2 separate regions of the Homo sapiens genome follow, and region 2 is linked to region 1. Evidence: chromatin loops called from intact Hi-C (ENCODE). Cell type or tissue: heart left ventricle. All regions are shown on one strand. Links, peaks and the distances in the headings refer to the core of each region. The heading gives the core; the rest is flanking DNA.

Evidence for each region. Peaks named below come from ENCODE experiments on the same cell type or tissue, not always from the same donor. Only the 100,000 strongest peaks of a DNase experiment are listed, where the experiment ranks them.
Region 2: it touches region 1 in a loop (8-fold over the local background); 57 of 110 quality-filtered maps call a loop at or near these places.

What each region holds. Positions count from the first base shown.
Region 1 is chr17:54,990,359-54,997,735 of GRCh38, reverse strand. It overlaps STXBP4 (syntaxin binding protein 4), which reads right to left. Exons shown (of 18, transcript NM_178509.6): 4 at 6,779-6,911. Among named protein-coding and RNA genes, the nearest start is that of STXBP4, 25 kb to the right of the region's middle. In heart left ventricle, for the core only: CTCF peaks have their summits at 4,294 and 4,502 (motif pointing left); no DNase peak of the experiment used is centred there.
Region 2 is chr17:55,510,507-55,518,718 of GRCh38, reverse strand. SMIM36 (small integral membrane protein 36) reads left to right here and starts at 7,267. Exons shown (of 5, transcript NM_001395421.2): 1 at 7,267-7,840. The coding sequence starts at 7,385. The coding sequence ends at 7,666. In heart left ventricle, for the core only: a CTCF peak has its summit at 4,512 (motif pointing right); no DNase peak of the experiment used is centred there.

The DNA.
Region 1 (7,377 bases), core at 3,081-5,580:
GTAGTCTCAGTTACTCAGGAGGCTAAAGTGGGAGGATCACTTGAGCCCAGGAGGTCAAGGTCATGACTACGCCACTGCTCTCCAGCCTGGGCAATGAAGCAAAAATCTGTCTCAAAAAAAATATATATATATATAAAATATATAAAATATATATATATTTATATTATATAATATATATATTTATATTATATATATTTATGTTATATATATAATTTAAAAAAAATTTTTGATTTTATGTAAATATGTGATTAAACATAGTTAGCAAAGTCAGACAACATAACATGCAGTGTTAGTACAGAAAAAAAGTTCACATGAAGGCAATTTAGCCCATCTTGTATTAAAGTACACTGATGTATAGAAGCTGCATTTTCTGGCAGGAAGGGAGTCAGAAAAGAGAAGAAGAAGAATGCCTTCTGACTATGACTTCTGGTGTTTACATATTTTTTCTTTCTAAAAAGTATTCATAGCAGTTAGTTTTTTTCTTTGCCTCCTAGAATAAGATCTTAGCTGATCATGTGAATTTCTGAACCTGTTTAAAAGTCAGAACCTGCAAATGAAAACAAAGCTATTTTTGTAAGTCTGGCATTCGAGTGCATTCTGCCCCAGATGGATTAATGTATATGTGAAGATACTAACTTCAGAGATATGTTGAGACCTCTTCCACACAGTCTAGATTCCAATTCAGCAGTTACAGAGCAACTACCTGACATGGGAGGCAATGTGCCAAGCACTTTCATATGCTGAACTTCAGATCTGAATTCTTTCACATTGACATTCATGTAGATGTTGAAATAATAATATATTCCTGACCACATAAACACTTCTGTTAAAAACGACCAGTACTATTCATTTCTATATTGACTTTGGTATATAGTTTTCTAAATAATACATTTCAATATTATGAGAAACCATCTATACAGCCTAATTCTGACTTAACTAACTCATTATACCTAATACTAAGGAATAGTCCTTCTGTAAGCCTTAAGATTCCTTTCCTGTACTTTTACAAGATGTAGACTGATGGTGACCTTCTTTTAACTCCAGTTATTACTGTGAACTGAGGCAAGTTGTTCAGCTTTTATGAACCTCTATTTTCTTAGCTGTAGAATGGGGATAAATATATGTAACACAAGGTTGCTATAAGAATTAAGTAACATATGTAAATTATAGCACATTATACGTGTTAAATAAGATGAAGTGAATGAGACTTCCATATCTGTTGTGGACAATTTTCATACTGATAGCAAATTTAATTATATTACTCATTAGATTGAGAACCTTTGATGGCTGCCAACTGGTAGGAAAAGTTGAAACTCCTCAACATCCCAAACCCAGCACAACAAATTTACTGCAACTTACTTTTTCTAGCTTCATCATCCACCTTCCACACCAGCATATTCTTCATTCTACTCTCAGAGAATGTGCCTCAAACCAGCCATGGTCTTTTGAACCTCAATGTTTTCACACATATGAATTCCCATCTAGAATGCCACCATCCACCCTGCCACTTCTCTGCAATAAACTCTGACTTAAACTTCACAGCCCAATTCAAACACTATCTCTGCTGGAAGTTTTCTCTAGTTGCCCAGGATTTACTTAATCGTTGTGTCTTTTTGCTCAAAAAGCACTTTTACTTACCTAAAGGATTGCACTTACTCTGTATGGTCCTTATGTTTACATATCTGCTTTTCCCTGCCCTCACATTAGAATATACTAAATCAGCAACTCCCAGTCTAGGGGCAATGATTCTTTTAGTGGGCCAGAATCACCAATTCTTTCATTAGGCATAACTAGAACTCTGTCCTTTTCATGGTTATTTCCCTGGTACAGTGCTAGGTACACAGTAAGTCCACAATAGGTTAAAGGGGGCCAAGAAACAGTCTGAGGAAATTAAGGTAGCTATGACAAAAATAATAATGGCAAAGGAATAAAGAGAGTGACACTGCAAAGCGAACCATCTTGGCTGCTACTTCTTCAGCTCCCACCAGTGGGACTGGTTTCTTCATAGTTTGCCATCCAGAGGCCTGATCCTGATATTTATCTAAAAGCCTTAGCCCTGGTTCCAGTGCTATGCTCCGCATGAAAACAGATTTCCTCTGAAAGTTAAATATGTCCTACTTCAATGCCACAAATTACATGATGACACTGACTGTGAGACCTATAATTTCAGAGATAGAAGAGGAAAAAATACGTACATACACACACTCATAAGTATATTACATACCGATATATGCATGTTATATATATGTGTGTGTGCATGCATAGCTTATATGTATATGTTTTAATGTATATCTTAGAACCAACTGAAGAAAATATGAAATATACTATCAGATTTGAAGAGAGGATTTTGATTTCTGTCTGCTTTCCCTATGTTACCAGCAACAAAAGAAAGAAATAAAAATGAACATTTGAGAACTTTAAAGTGTTGTCGGAAATCTGACACAAAGGCCCAAGGAGGAAGTACCTTGGTGTGGAGCCCAAATGGTGCCAGTGGAAGGGTAAATAAGCAGATCAGTAATCCTCAGAAATGTGAGAAAATGACTACGGGACCGTTCATTCATAAATTTAAATTGAGCAAGTATGTATGTGTCAGGCACCACAGTGGGGACTAACAATATTACTGTGAATAAAATCAGATAGCATCCTTGCCCTTAAGAAACATACTGTCTTGTGGTTCAGGCAGAGATGATTAAACAATCATAAATATAAATATATCATTGCAAACTGAGGTAGGTGACACAAAGGAAAGGAATGGGATTTAGGAGCATATGTAGAAAAAAATAAAACCTAGCCTAGACTGGGGGAAAGCAGGCAACACAACCCTTAGGCAGCAGTCTTTGAATTGATAACTGGAAATAATGGGGGAAAGGAAATGGAGTGCTGTTTCCTAAGGGAACAGCATATGAGATGGAAAAGAAAAAAAAAAAAGAGAAATTCGCCCCTTCCAGGAACTGAGAAAATGCTACTCTGGAAGCATAGTGATGGAGAGGCAGAGAAGGACAGGGCAGAAGCCACACTATATGGAACCTTGCAGGCAACCAAATATTAGTAAGATATGTAGGTTGGGAGGGAAATAGGTATGGTGCATAAGAACAAACGATGCTACTGAAAGGGCTGATTCAAAACTGATGACAGTTTAAGCTCCAGTGATAAGAATAAAGATCAAGAAGACTGATGGGTTCAAGAGATATTTCGAGAGTAAAAAAGTCAATGGTATGTGTTAATGAATTGAACAGTGTTATGGGAGTTGAAATAGGAAGCTGTTAAATTTTCTGACTTTGTGTAGCTAGAAGCTGTCATTCACCAAGACTAGGTAAACTGGAAGAGACTCTGTTTGGGAAGAGTTGAGCAGAATATGGTGTGATGTAAATGTCATGAGTTCTGCTTCAGAAATGCTGAGTTTGAGATACCTTTAAGAGGTCCAAGTAAAAATGTTGATCAGGGAACTGAATATGGGTATGAAGCTTAAAGGAGTGTCTTGGCCAGAAAAAGGGTCTAGGATTGACCCCAGATAGATATGGGACTAGCTGACACAGTGAAAGGGCCTTGGAGCTCTCTTATTTCCTTAACTTTAGCAATTAATACAGTAGTTCTCAATTTATAGGGTGCCTCTAGCTCTTAGAGCTGAGGGAATCTTGGTTCTGCTTGAACTGAAAAGATGTATTCATAATATCCCATATTTGAACTCTGGATATGTTTTTCAAAGAAACATACTATTTTGCTTCTACTAAACCAGTATTTTATTCTCATATTTTCCAGGAGGAAAACTTTTGGGGTGGGTGGTGGCAAACCATGAATAATTAAAGAAAATTTCTTCTGCGTTCCAATAACTCCCTTACAGTTTGGAAGATTTGAAAATATAAATGAAATATAATCTAGCTATAAGCTTGAGATAGCCTATACTGTTAATTATGAAACATTATAATGTTAAAACAAAATTACAGAAAGTTAAAGCATTCATATGCATTTAAAAAATATTAACAGTTACTCAGTTCAGCAACTTCATTAAGATAACCTTATGAGTTTGTGTTTCCTATTCCACAGATTCTACTATGTAGAAATTTTGTGCAGACTAGAAATTTATTAACATGTTAAAACAGTATTTAGAATATAGTAAATGTATTAATACATTGTTGTAAAATAAAGTTATATCAATTTTGTATTTGAAGAATATGCATATGCATAGAGCTCTCCATCTTGAGAAAATATTTAAAAATAATGTAAGCACTAGAAAATTACTTCTATAAATTTTTTTATTTTTTAGAAATGCTCTGTTGCCCAGGCTGGAGTGTAGTGATGCAATCATAGCTCACTGCAACCTGGAACTCCTGGGCCCAAGGGATCCTCCTGCCTGGGCCTCCAAAAGTGCTGGAATTAGAGGCATGAGCCATCACCCCTGGTCCTCTTCTCCTACACCTTTTTCTATCTTGCCTGTTTTCCTTGGTCAGATATGACCAGGTAGGAAGAACATTAATAGCTCTGTGCTGCCCTCTAGTGCTAAGTAGAGAATATAGTCAATGAGAAAATTTTGCCTTTTAATACTTCAGTAAAATTCTAACAAGAAAAAGTAGATATCATAAGAATAATTTCTTAATCTGCTATCACTGACAGAAGATAAAGAGTCATTCAGCACCACCGCTATCAACTTATTACTCTAACTCCAAATAGTTTTCATCGTAACAAACAAGCACAAATTGATGCTTGTCTTAAAAGCAAATTCTTAGGTCAGGCGTGGTGGCTCATGCCTGTACCCCCAGCACTTTGGGAGGCTGAGGCGGATGGATCGCCTGAGGTTGGGAGTTCGAGACTAGCCTGGCCAACATGGTGAAACTCTGTCTCTACTAAAAATACAAAAATTAGTTAGGTGTGTTGGCACGCACCTGTAATCCCAGCTACTAGGGAAGCTGAGAGGTGGGAGAATCGCTTGAACCTGGGAGGTGGAGGTTGCAGTGAGCCGAGATTGTGCCACTGCACTCCAGCCTGGGCAACAGAGTGAGACTCTGTCTCAAAAAAAAAAAAAAAAAAAAAAAGGAAGCAAATTCTTATCACTTGTTGGGTACCCTGATCTACTATTGCATTATATCAAGTGTAGTTTAAGAAATGCCTTACTATATTGAACACACACACACAGACACACACTCACACACACCTCTCAGCTTTAACACTAAAGTAACACCTCAATTCTTGGAAGAAAAAATTCATTTTTTTGTTTTTTTGAATTTGTTTAAATTTAGCTTTTAAATATTTATTTAATAATTTAAATTTAATAGCCAAAAATTTATGCCATTAAACTTATTAAATAATACTTTTTTTTTTTTTTTGAGACAGGGTCTTGTTCTGTCATCCAGGCTGGAGTGCAGTGGCACGATCATGCCTCACTGCTCTTGATCTTCGGGGCTCAAGCAATACTCCCACCTCAGCCTCCAAGTACCTGGGACTACTGGCATGCAACACCATGCCGGGCTGATTTTTTTTTTAATTTTTAATAGAATTCAAGTCTCTCTACGTTGCCCAGGCTGGTCTCAAACTCCTGAGCTCAAGCAATCTTCCTGCTTCTGCCTCCCCAAAGCTAGGATTACAGGCATTAGCCACCATGCCTGGCCTCTATAACACTTAGAACTCGGAAAGTATATTTAAAAGATGCCTTATTATCTGAACAAGCATAAAACAATTGAAAGTACTACAACTATTTTGGAAGTTATTGGTAAAACGGAATTTTTCCCTAACAAGACAAAAAAATCCAGCTGAAAAGATAAACTGCTTAGTAAACAAGTGTTTGCAGTGGTGGGGGAGGGATATGGGCGGTGGGTAAAAGTAGTAGGACTGTTTATTTAACCAAACAACAAGAACAAAATAAGAAGATCCTTTCTCATGCTATATAGCTTGATATTAATAGAATATTTTATTAATTCTTAATTATTAATATAATTTTATTAAATTATTTACATTTGATATCTCTCCAAAATCAAATGGAGTCAATCAAATGGAGAATATTTTATTAATTTTATTAATTCTTAATTATTAATATAATTTTATTAAATTCTTTATATCTGATATCTCTCCAAAATCAAATGGAGGCAATTTTCAAAAAATGACACATAATCACTTTAGTAAAACAGAAACAGCAAATGAAATCCAAGAAGAATGAGAATTTAAATATAGTAACTAGTTTGTTAAACTGCTGGGGTTGTCCTTCAAATTTGGGTCTGAGCTTCCTACCAACCAAAGTGAAAGGGAGCTCATTATATATTTCTTACACTGAAGAGGAGAGTAAGACTTTCTAATTCCTAAAAAAAGACATTTTCTGGTTTTAATGAGTGATAAAACTCATTAGCTCAAGCTACAAGAACTGCGAATTCAGAAATTAGATTTTGTTTGCTGTTTCTGTTTTGTTTTGCATTTAGTAGAGGCTAAATGAATGTAATTAAAGTTCTACTGATCCAACTTAATAAAAACTCAAAGTAGTAGAAAGATAACAAGTCATCAAATATAATTTCTCTCAATCAGATACAGGATAAAAGTTGAACAGCATGTAATTTAAAAATAATAACCTTATCTTACAGTCAGAAATATCTATTATTTTCATAGAAGAAGAACCTATTTATTTCTTAGTTTAAAGCTCCTTGAGGGCAATAGTCTTATCTTCTAATTCCTTTGTATTTTTCACTGAGGTATGGTCACAGTGGATATAAATTCACTAATAAAGAAGAAAAAATAAACTTTACCACTGGTGGGTCTTTTTGTTTGTATTTTTGGTGGGCATGGGACATATTTTTACCTTATAACAGTCTCCTCCAGGAATAATTTCCTGAATATATACCAATGGGCCTTCATTCCGGTTAATTCCTCCTAGTACCTTCAGGCCAAGGCCTGTTTCCTTGGCAATTGTAATCATCTGAAAGGCAGGATCCCTAAGATAAAGTAAATTAGCACACACAGGTTAGTCTAGAGATCTGCACCTATTTTTTTCTTTAAACTACTTATTAAATCAAAATCTGAGATCTAGAGCAGCAACCCCTCACCTTTTTTGGTACCAGGGACTTGTTTCATGGAAGACAATTTTTCCAAGGTGGGGGGAGAGGGAATGGGGTTGCAGAGGGGTGATGGTTTCGGGATGATTCAAATGCACTACATTTCTTGTGCACTTTATTATTACATTGTAATATATAATAAAATAATTATACAATTCACAATAATGTAGAATCAGGGGGAGCCCTGAGCTTGTTTTCCTGCAACTAGACAGTCCCATCTGGGGGTGAGGGGAGACAGTGACAGATCACCAGCCACTAGATTCTCAAAAGGAGCACGCAAGCTAGATCCCTCACATGCACAGTTCACAATAGGGTTCATGCTCCTATGAGCATTGAATGCCGCCAT
Region 2 (8,212 bases), core at 2,995-5,494, 520 kb before region 1:
AAAACAAAAACGAAACAACTTTGTTTCACTGACACCCTGCTTTCTAGCTATTTCCCATTTCTCTTCAATATTTCACAACCAAACTCCTCAAAATTATTTTTACTCACGGTCCACTTTTTTACCTTCTTTTCTCCACCTATTTTTAGGGGTTTTCTTTCTCATCCCACCCTATGAAAACCCCTTCTAATTTTAGCAAAATCTCAAAACTAACAGTCAACTGTCTATTCTCATTTTACTTGATCGATCACTCAGCAGCTTTAAACCTAGTTGGTCACTGCCTTTGTTGAACCCAGTGCTATAGTTTGAATAGTGTTCCCCAAAGTTCGTGTATCGGTAACTTAATCCCCAATTCAACAGTGCTGAGAAGTGGAAACTTTAAGAGGCAATTTGGCCATGAGGGTTCTGTCTTTATGAATGGATTAATCCTTTTATTGTGGGAGTGGGTTAGTTATCAAGAGAGTAGATTCTTGATGAAATGACAAATTCAGCCCTCTTCACCCTGTCCTGCTCTGCTCTCATGCTCTCTCTTGTCCTTTTACCTTCTACCATGGGATGACACAGCAACGAGGCCCTCGCCAGATGGTGGCCCTTCAATCTTAGATCTCCCATTTTCCAGAACTGTAAGCCAAGTTATCCAGTCTCAAGTATTCTGTTATAGCAGCACAAAATGGACTAAGATACATACTTCTCCCTGGATTTTCATGACACTAAGTGCTTCTGATTTTCCTCTTATCTCTCTGTTCACTCCTCTTTATTATTTGTTGATTTCTTCCTCTCTGTTTAACATTTAGATGTTGGGATACTCTAGGCTCTGTCCTTATTCCTCTTCTCTTCCTAATGTACACCTTCTTTTAATGTCATCTCATTCAGTTCTATGACTGTAAATATTACCTATATATTGATAAGTCTAAAATCTATATTTGCAACACTGACTTTTCCACTAAGATCTGAACTCAAATATCCAGCTGTCTTCTCACCATCTCCAATTTAATCCTAAGGATAACTCTTGATTCACCTCCCAAATTTACTTTCCTTCAGTCATCCACATCACTAAATGATACCTCCATATACCCGAGTTGTTCACTCTGTGACCTTGGTAATAAGAACCATGAAGTCTTTTCAATCAGGCATCTCTCAACTTGTTGTTGTTGTTGTTGTAACAGAGTCTCACTCTGTCGCCCAGGCTAAAGTGCAGTGGCACGATCTCAGCTCACTGCAGCCTTCACCTCCCAGGTTCCAGCGATTCTCCTGCCTCAGCCTCCCAAGCTGGGACTCCCTCAGCTGGGACTACAGGTGTGCAGCACCATGCCTGGCTAATTTTTGTATTTTCAGTAGAGATGGGGTTTCACCATGTTGGCCAGGCTGGTCTTGAACTCCTGACCTCAGATGATCCACCCTCCTTGGCCTCCCAAAGTGCTGGTATTACAGGTGTGAGCGAACATGCCAGGCCCATCTCTTACCTTTTGTATCTCAATCCTATTTCAGAGTCTTAGAAACTCTCCATTATTTTCTTTGCACCATCTTAGTATACCTTCAATAGTAAGGTAGCCCTGGTTTCTCCAGTTAGCTACCTTTCTTGGACATTGTTCTCTACTATTCCAGCATATTGCCATTCAGTGTTATATAGGGCATGAGACTTCTCCAGGAACCTGGCAGTCTTCCAAGAATATACTATGTAATCAAAGCTGAACCCTTTCTGCCTTGGAGTGCCCATCTAGGTGATTATATAGTCTTTCTTCTAAAAGATGGTATAGGGAGTGTTGGGGAGAAGCGTCTTCTCAGGGACACACTAACATCTAATCTCTTGTCACCTCCCCTTAGAATTCCTTTTTCAAATCTTCCTCAAGAATAGGAAGGCTGGCCAGTTGCAGTGGCTCATGCCTGTAATCCCAGCACTTTAGGAGGCCGAGGCAGGTGGATCACCTGAGGTCAGGAGTTTGAGACCAGCCTGGCCAATATGGTGAAACCCCATCTCTGCTAAAACTACAAAAAATTAGCCGGGCGTGGTGGCAGGTGCCTGTAATCCCAGCTACTTAGGGGGCTGAGGCAGGAGAATTGCTTGAAACCGGGAGGCGGAGTTTGCAGTGAGCCAAGACTGTGCCATTGCACTCCAGCCTGGGTGACAGAGTGAGACTGTCTCAAAAAAAAAAAAAAAAAAAAAAAAGGAAGACTGTTCACATTCCTCACTTTCTCTTTCCTACATTTTGGCCTGTTATATAAACTTTATGCTTTTGGTCTCTTGATACACAAAGCCAATATTTTGTAGTTCTAAAAATGGCCTTTGCTTTCCCCCACAATGCCTGGCTCAAAGTCTATGGACTTTGGTATAAGCGTACAGAATTTTACAAAGGAGCTCAAGAATGATGAATTTGACTCTTCCAGGCTGTGTCTCTCCTGAGAGTCAATACCCTTAGAAATCTTGGATGATGAAGGAGAAGAGAAATTGGTTCAAATAAGTCTTGGGAAGGAGAGGGAGAACCAACACCATAGCATCTTAAAAATATTATCCCTAGCTACATTGTTTTTCATTGTTTTGTAGGTTTTTATATTTTTTTCTGTGTCTTCTGAGGAATTTTACTGGGAAGATATAAAAGGCTACATCAGGGGCTTCCAGCCAAGTGCTATTTTAAACTGAAGGTCTTTGTTTTTTATAGAAGTAAATTTTACATACAGTAATTTTCTTTCATCCCATGCGTTTTCTTCATGGAGCCATACCTGAGAAGAAAGAGCCAGGAACCAAGCTCAAGTCTATAAGGGGCAAGCACCAAAATAAAATAGAAGAGGATCTAAAAGAGCTTGGTATACCTCCTGGTTTGCTGCAAGCCACATCTGGTTTTATTCACACATTAGATAGGTAGTATGTTAGTTTCCTAGGACTGCTATACCAAAATGCCACAAAATGAATGACTTAAAATAATGGAATTTATTCTCTCACAGTTGTGGAGACTGAAAGTCTGGAATCAAGATGTCAGCAGGGTTGTTTACTTCTGGAGGCTCTGAGGGAGGGTCTGTCCCAGGCCTGTCTTCCAGTTTCTGGTGGTGGCCTGCAGTCCTTGGCATTCCATGGCTTGCAAGATGTCTCGCTCCGATCTCTCTCTATCTTTCCATAGCATCTCCTCCCTGTGTGTCTCTGTGCCCTCACACAGCCTGCTTATAAGGACACCAGTCATTGGATTAAGGGCACATTACTTCTCCAGTGAAATCTCACCCTTAACTAATTATATCTGCCAAGACCCTATTTCCAAATAAGGCCACATTCTGAGATTCCAGGTGGATGAGTTTGAGGGGAGACATTATTCAACCCAGTATAGATGGAAAGAAAGACTTTTAAGTTGCGACAAAATATGGCAGTATTTCTCCAGAGGCTGCCAGGTGAGGCTCCCAAGTGAGCCACCTGCTTGATTACAAGTAGGAGGCTGAGAAGGGTGGTAGGTTGAAAGTTAGGTTATGTCCTCTTAGCATAAATTTGAGGGACAAGTGGACTTTTGAAAATCTAGATGGCTAGCATTTGGTTTTGTTCATTATTGCCTTTCTCACTTTTCTAGCATCTACAGCATCTTTCCCTCTTTCACTTTCCATTCTATCTAGTCAATAGTTCCAGCGCAAAAAAAAAAAAAAAAAAAAAAAAAAAACACTAGACTAGAATTCAAAAACATTGCTTTAATGTCTTGCTTCTGTCATTTACTATCTGTTTGGACTCGAGAAAGTCACGTCCCTGTGCCTGAATGTCCTCAACTGTGAAATAATCAAACTCCCAATGCTTTTTTAAATAAGTTTATAACATTTTTACCTCTGAAGTTGACACTTCTCTAAGGCACTAAGACTTTTGGGATACCATATTTTATCAAGGAAGCAAGGCACTCTGAAATACCAGAGATAAATTTTCATCCAGAATAGTTGATATACAAAAATATGTTTGTTTTAAGTAATAAACTCTACTTACCTAAAAATGTATTTATATGGGACACATATTTATCTGGTATTATTAAGTAATATTCCAGGCCAGCCATCAAAATGAACTACACTGCAAGTAAATATGTAAACAACTGAAGACCCATAGAATACCTGCCCAATGGGTCTTGAATGCTCCATAGAATAAGTTATGCATGTACCTGTTTTATTCATATTTTATGCAGTAGAAAAGAGAGATGAGAGGGTGAGAGGGAAAAAGGGAATGAGAATAAGCTCATTCAATTCCACTGCCTCTTTAAGCTTCAATTTTCTCATTTTAAAAAATTGGGTTGATAATTCCTTTTTTCCTCTGAGCTCTACATTTGTTATACAGTGTGCTTTCAGTATCACATTATCAAGCTCTAAAGTGCTTAGTACCTTGCTAGCATATGGTAAGTGCACAATTCATATTTGTAATAAACGAAGGAATTAGTATGTCAAGGCTACCTCAAGGGGTTCTTCTGAAATGCAGCTTGTTATTGTTTTTACCTATGTCACCCTGTCATCCGTCCCAGTTTGCCTATTGCCAAGTTTTTTTCTTTATTTAGCAGCCCCTGCTTTGGCCACTAGATGGCACCAGAGGAAAGTTCCTTAAAGACAGCAAAAGAAGGAAAGATGGGTGAGGTTAGCCCCAGTATGAATAAAGGAGCCACCCAGGTTAATTAAGTAAAACAAGCACCCAGCATTTCACCGAAGACATTGCAAGGAAGTGAAGCCTTCATGAGACTGGACTTCAAATGAACTTTGAGCACTGGTGGAAACAGAAACAAAAAACTCTCTGCTAATAGAAATAAGATACTGGAACCAAAGACAATAGCCTTGAACAAAACATTCCGGGACACCACGGGTATCAGCAGAATGGGGGCAATCTAAGAAGACAGGCCAGACCAGATCACTCACCATGATTAATGATTATCACCATTACACAGAGAAACCTAGATCTGATATGAAAACTCCACTCAATAGAGCAGATCTGTTGCATATATTTCAGTTTAATTTAATGTGGACTAAACTATATGTAGTTCTCATTTCAGAGTCAATTTTAACCAATCCTTGTGTCATCTATTTAAAGTCACCAAATAACTCCCCTAAATATTGTTACATGGAGGCACCTGGGCTATCCAGACTCAGTTTACTATAGAAGTCACGAATCTAGAGTCCCGAGTGGGCAAAAGAAAGTAGGCATCTGGTACATAATGCTGCCTTTTAAAGCCTCGCTTCTGTCTGGTGCATTGCACGTGACTTACAGATGCAACAGACAACTCTACTTGCTGTGTGATTCTGTGCTTACCAGAAACTTTCCAATTATAAATGGACTTTTCCTGTAGATCTGCCTTCAGGAAGAAAAAGCTATGTCCTTGCAAGCACAAAATTAATTCTCTGAATCTGTCGGACTTAAAACCTTGGACAGTGTTGAATTCTGTGTTGAATGCCCCCTGGAATAGCTCTTCACAGATCACCAAAGCCCTGGTGACCGCATATTGGCCCATTTTCTTCACGTCCTTTTTTTCTACTTTTATAGCCATGATTCTCCATCCTGGTTGCAGATCAAAATTATCCATGAAGATTTTTATTAATACAGATCCCCAGACTCTAGTCCCAAAGATTCTAACTCAGTAGATCTAGGGTTGATCCAGGTATCTGTATTCAAAAGAGACCCAATAGATTCCAATAAGGCTGACCCTAAATCTATGGTGTTTCAGAATCATGCATCTTCTGGATTATAATTCCATAAGTTAGTCCAGGACCATAGAATCATGGACGATATTATTTGGAAAAACGTCTCCAGATGCATAAGAACCCCATACTACAACATCTTCAAATGCTCAGGTTCCCATGGAAGCTCAGTATAAAGGAGGCTGACAGGAAGACACTAGCCCATTGAAGCTTAACACTAAGAAACCAGCAGACCTTTGGGAACTTCAGCTTTTAACTAGGAGTATCCAAAAAGTCCTATTAGCTATTGGAGAAAAGGCTACTGATGCCCTAGCTGGCCAAAAATACATATATGAGACCAAGACCAGATACGTAATTTGTGGGTCCCAGTGCAAAGTTGAAAAGTTAAGAATTTCAAGATGGCAACAGCAGAGCATTAAACCAAGTGTGAGCTCTTTCTGAGAATGGAACGTTGTGCAGCTGCACAGGGCACATGCCCATGAAGTAGCCTATGCGGGACTATTGGGACCAGGCTACAACTGAGGCAGGACAGTGATTTGTACATCAAGGAATAACTGTAATCCGATCAGTATCTGATCTTCCTCTCAATTTGCTTGTTTTTCTGCATCCTTGAGGCAGCCTTTGGGAATCTCTTTAAAATGCAAATTCAGTAGTGTCACTCCCCTGTGCAAAAGCATTCAATGGCATCCCATTGCTCTAGGATCATATCTAAAGTCCTGAGTATGGCCCACAAGTGCCTGTGCCTTCTGGCCCCTGTCTACCTCTCCCACCTTGTGCTCCCATTCTCTTTATGCTCCAGTCACACTGCCCTTGTTTCAGTGCTTGCAATTTTCCAGGCTCCTTTCTCTTCGGGTCTTCACATATGCAGTTCTTTGTGGCTAGAAGAATCTTCCCTGTCTCTTCTCACTTAGCTAAATTCTACTTATCCTTCAGGTCATAGGTTAAATGTTGCTTCTGCATGGAAGCTTTTTTGACCCACACTGGGACACGCTGTCCTCTTACCCTCTATTTGTCCCTTATAAACTGATTTCCACTGTTCTTAAATGGCGAATTGTGCAATTATCTGTTTAAAGGCTATCTTTCCTGCTAGACTACCTGCTTCTCTGTCTTATCACTGCCATATCCCCTTTGCTTAGTGTAGTGTCTGAAACACAGGAAGTAAGTACTCAAAAAGTAGTTTTGAATTAACTAATGAGAAACATGGCAACAAATGAAGAAAGGGTGAAAATATCAGGCACTAGTATCTTCTTCTTGTTGAAGAATCACATTTACTTCCAAAGCCTACTGACCTAATCTTCCAAATCACTCCATACATGGCACTAAACATCCCTTATACAAAGACAGCACAATTGTCCAGGACAATCCAATTTTTAGCTGTCATCATGGAGTGCTTATTAACAACACTTACTTTTGCTCACCAAACTGCCTGTGTGGATGCTGAATTATGTGAATGCTCTACTTATATACCATGATCCAGTAACTCATGAGCCATCTCTCTCTCTCTCTTTCTCTCTCTGTGTAGGCGAACTGATGACAGACAGCTTCTGTGTTTTGGTGGCTGTGGTATTAACAGCAAGCTTAAGTTATTAAACCGAGCAGCTTTAATCCTCGAGGTCTCCTGGAGCAGTAGGGATTAATGTATTTTTACTCCAGAGCCAATGTAGCTATTCCGATGCTCTAAGATCTGCTCTCTGCAATGCCCAAACTGACCCCAATTGCCTTTCTCTAGACCCACTTCTCCACCGTGGGAGAAGTGATGGAATTCTACTTGGAGATCGACCCTGTTACCTTGAACCTGATCATCCTAGTTGCGAGCTACGTCATCTTGCTCCTGGTCTTCCTCATCTCCTGCGTGCTATACGACTGCCGAGGCAAGGATCCCAGTAAGGAGTACGCGCCCGAGGCCACTCTCGAGGCCCAGCCCTCCATCCGGTTGGTGGTGATGCACCCAAGTGTCGCTGGGCCCCACTGGCCAAAGGGGCCTGGCCTTTCTTTGGGGGATCCTGCTCCACTAGGAAAGAAAAGCACCATGGTATGAGGCTGGCTAAGGGACACTGGGGAGAGACCACTAGACTTTCCATAGAGACAAACTGCTCCCTATCGTGGCTCCAATTCTCTCAGCACATGTATCCCGCTTGATGAAGGAAGTGAGAGCTCTGTCTTACTTGCTGTTTTCTCGTCACCTTCTTTGTGACAAAAGTAACTGTTTAAGGTAAGAAGCCCAAAGTGGTCTTTAGTCAAATTCTCCAAATGCAAACTGTCAGCAATGCTGTAGTATAATGAAGTTGGTTACTGGTACATTTCTGATGTTGCTGTCCTTGCAACTCACAGGAGAGAATGACTTTTGAGAAAGGATGCAATATTGTGTGTGTGTGTGTGTGCACGTGCACGTGCGTGTGTGTGATAAGGAATGAGACTAACTCCAGTCTAGTCTATTCTTTGCAAATTCTTTCTTTCCAAGGCAACCAGTTTTTTGTTGTTATTTTTCTTTTCTTTAAGAGACAGAGTCTTGCTCTGTTGCCCATGCTTAAGTGCAGCAGCGTGATCATAGCTCACTGCAGCCTTGAACTGGGCTCAAGCAACC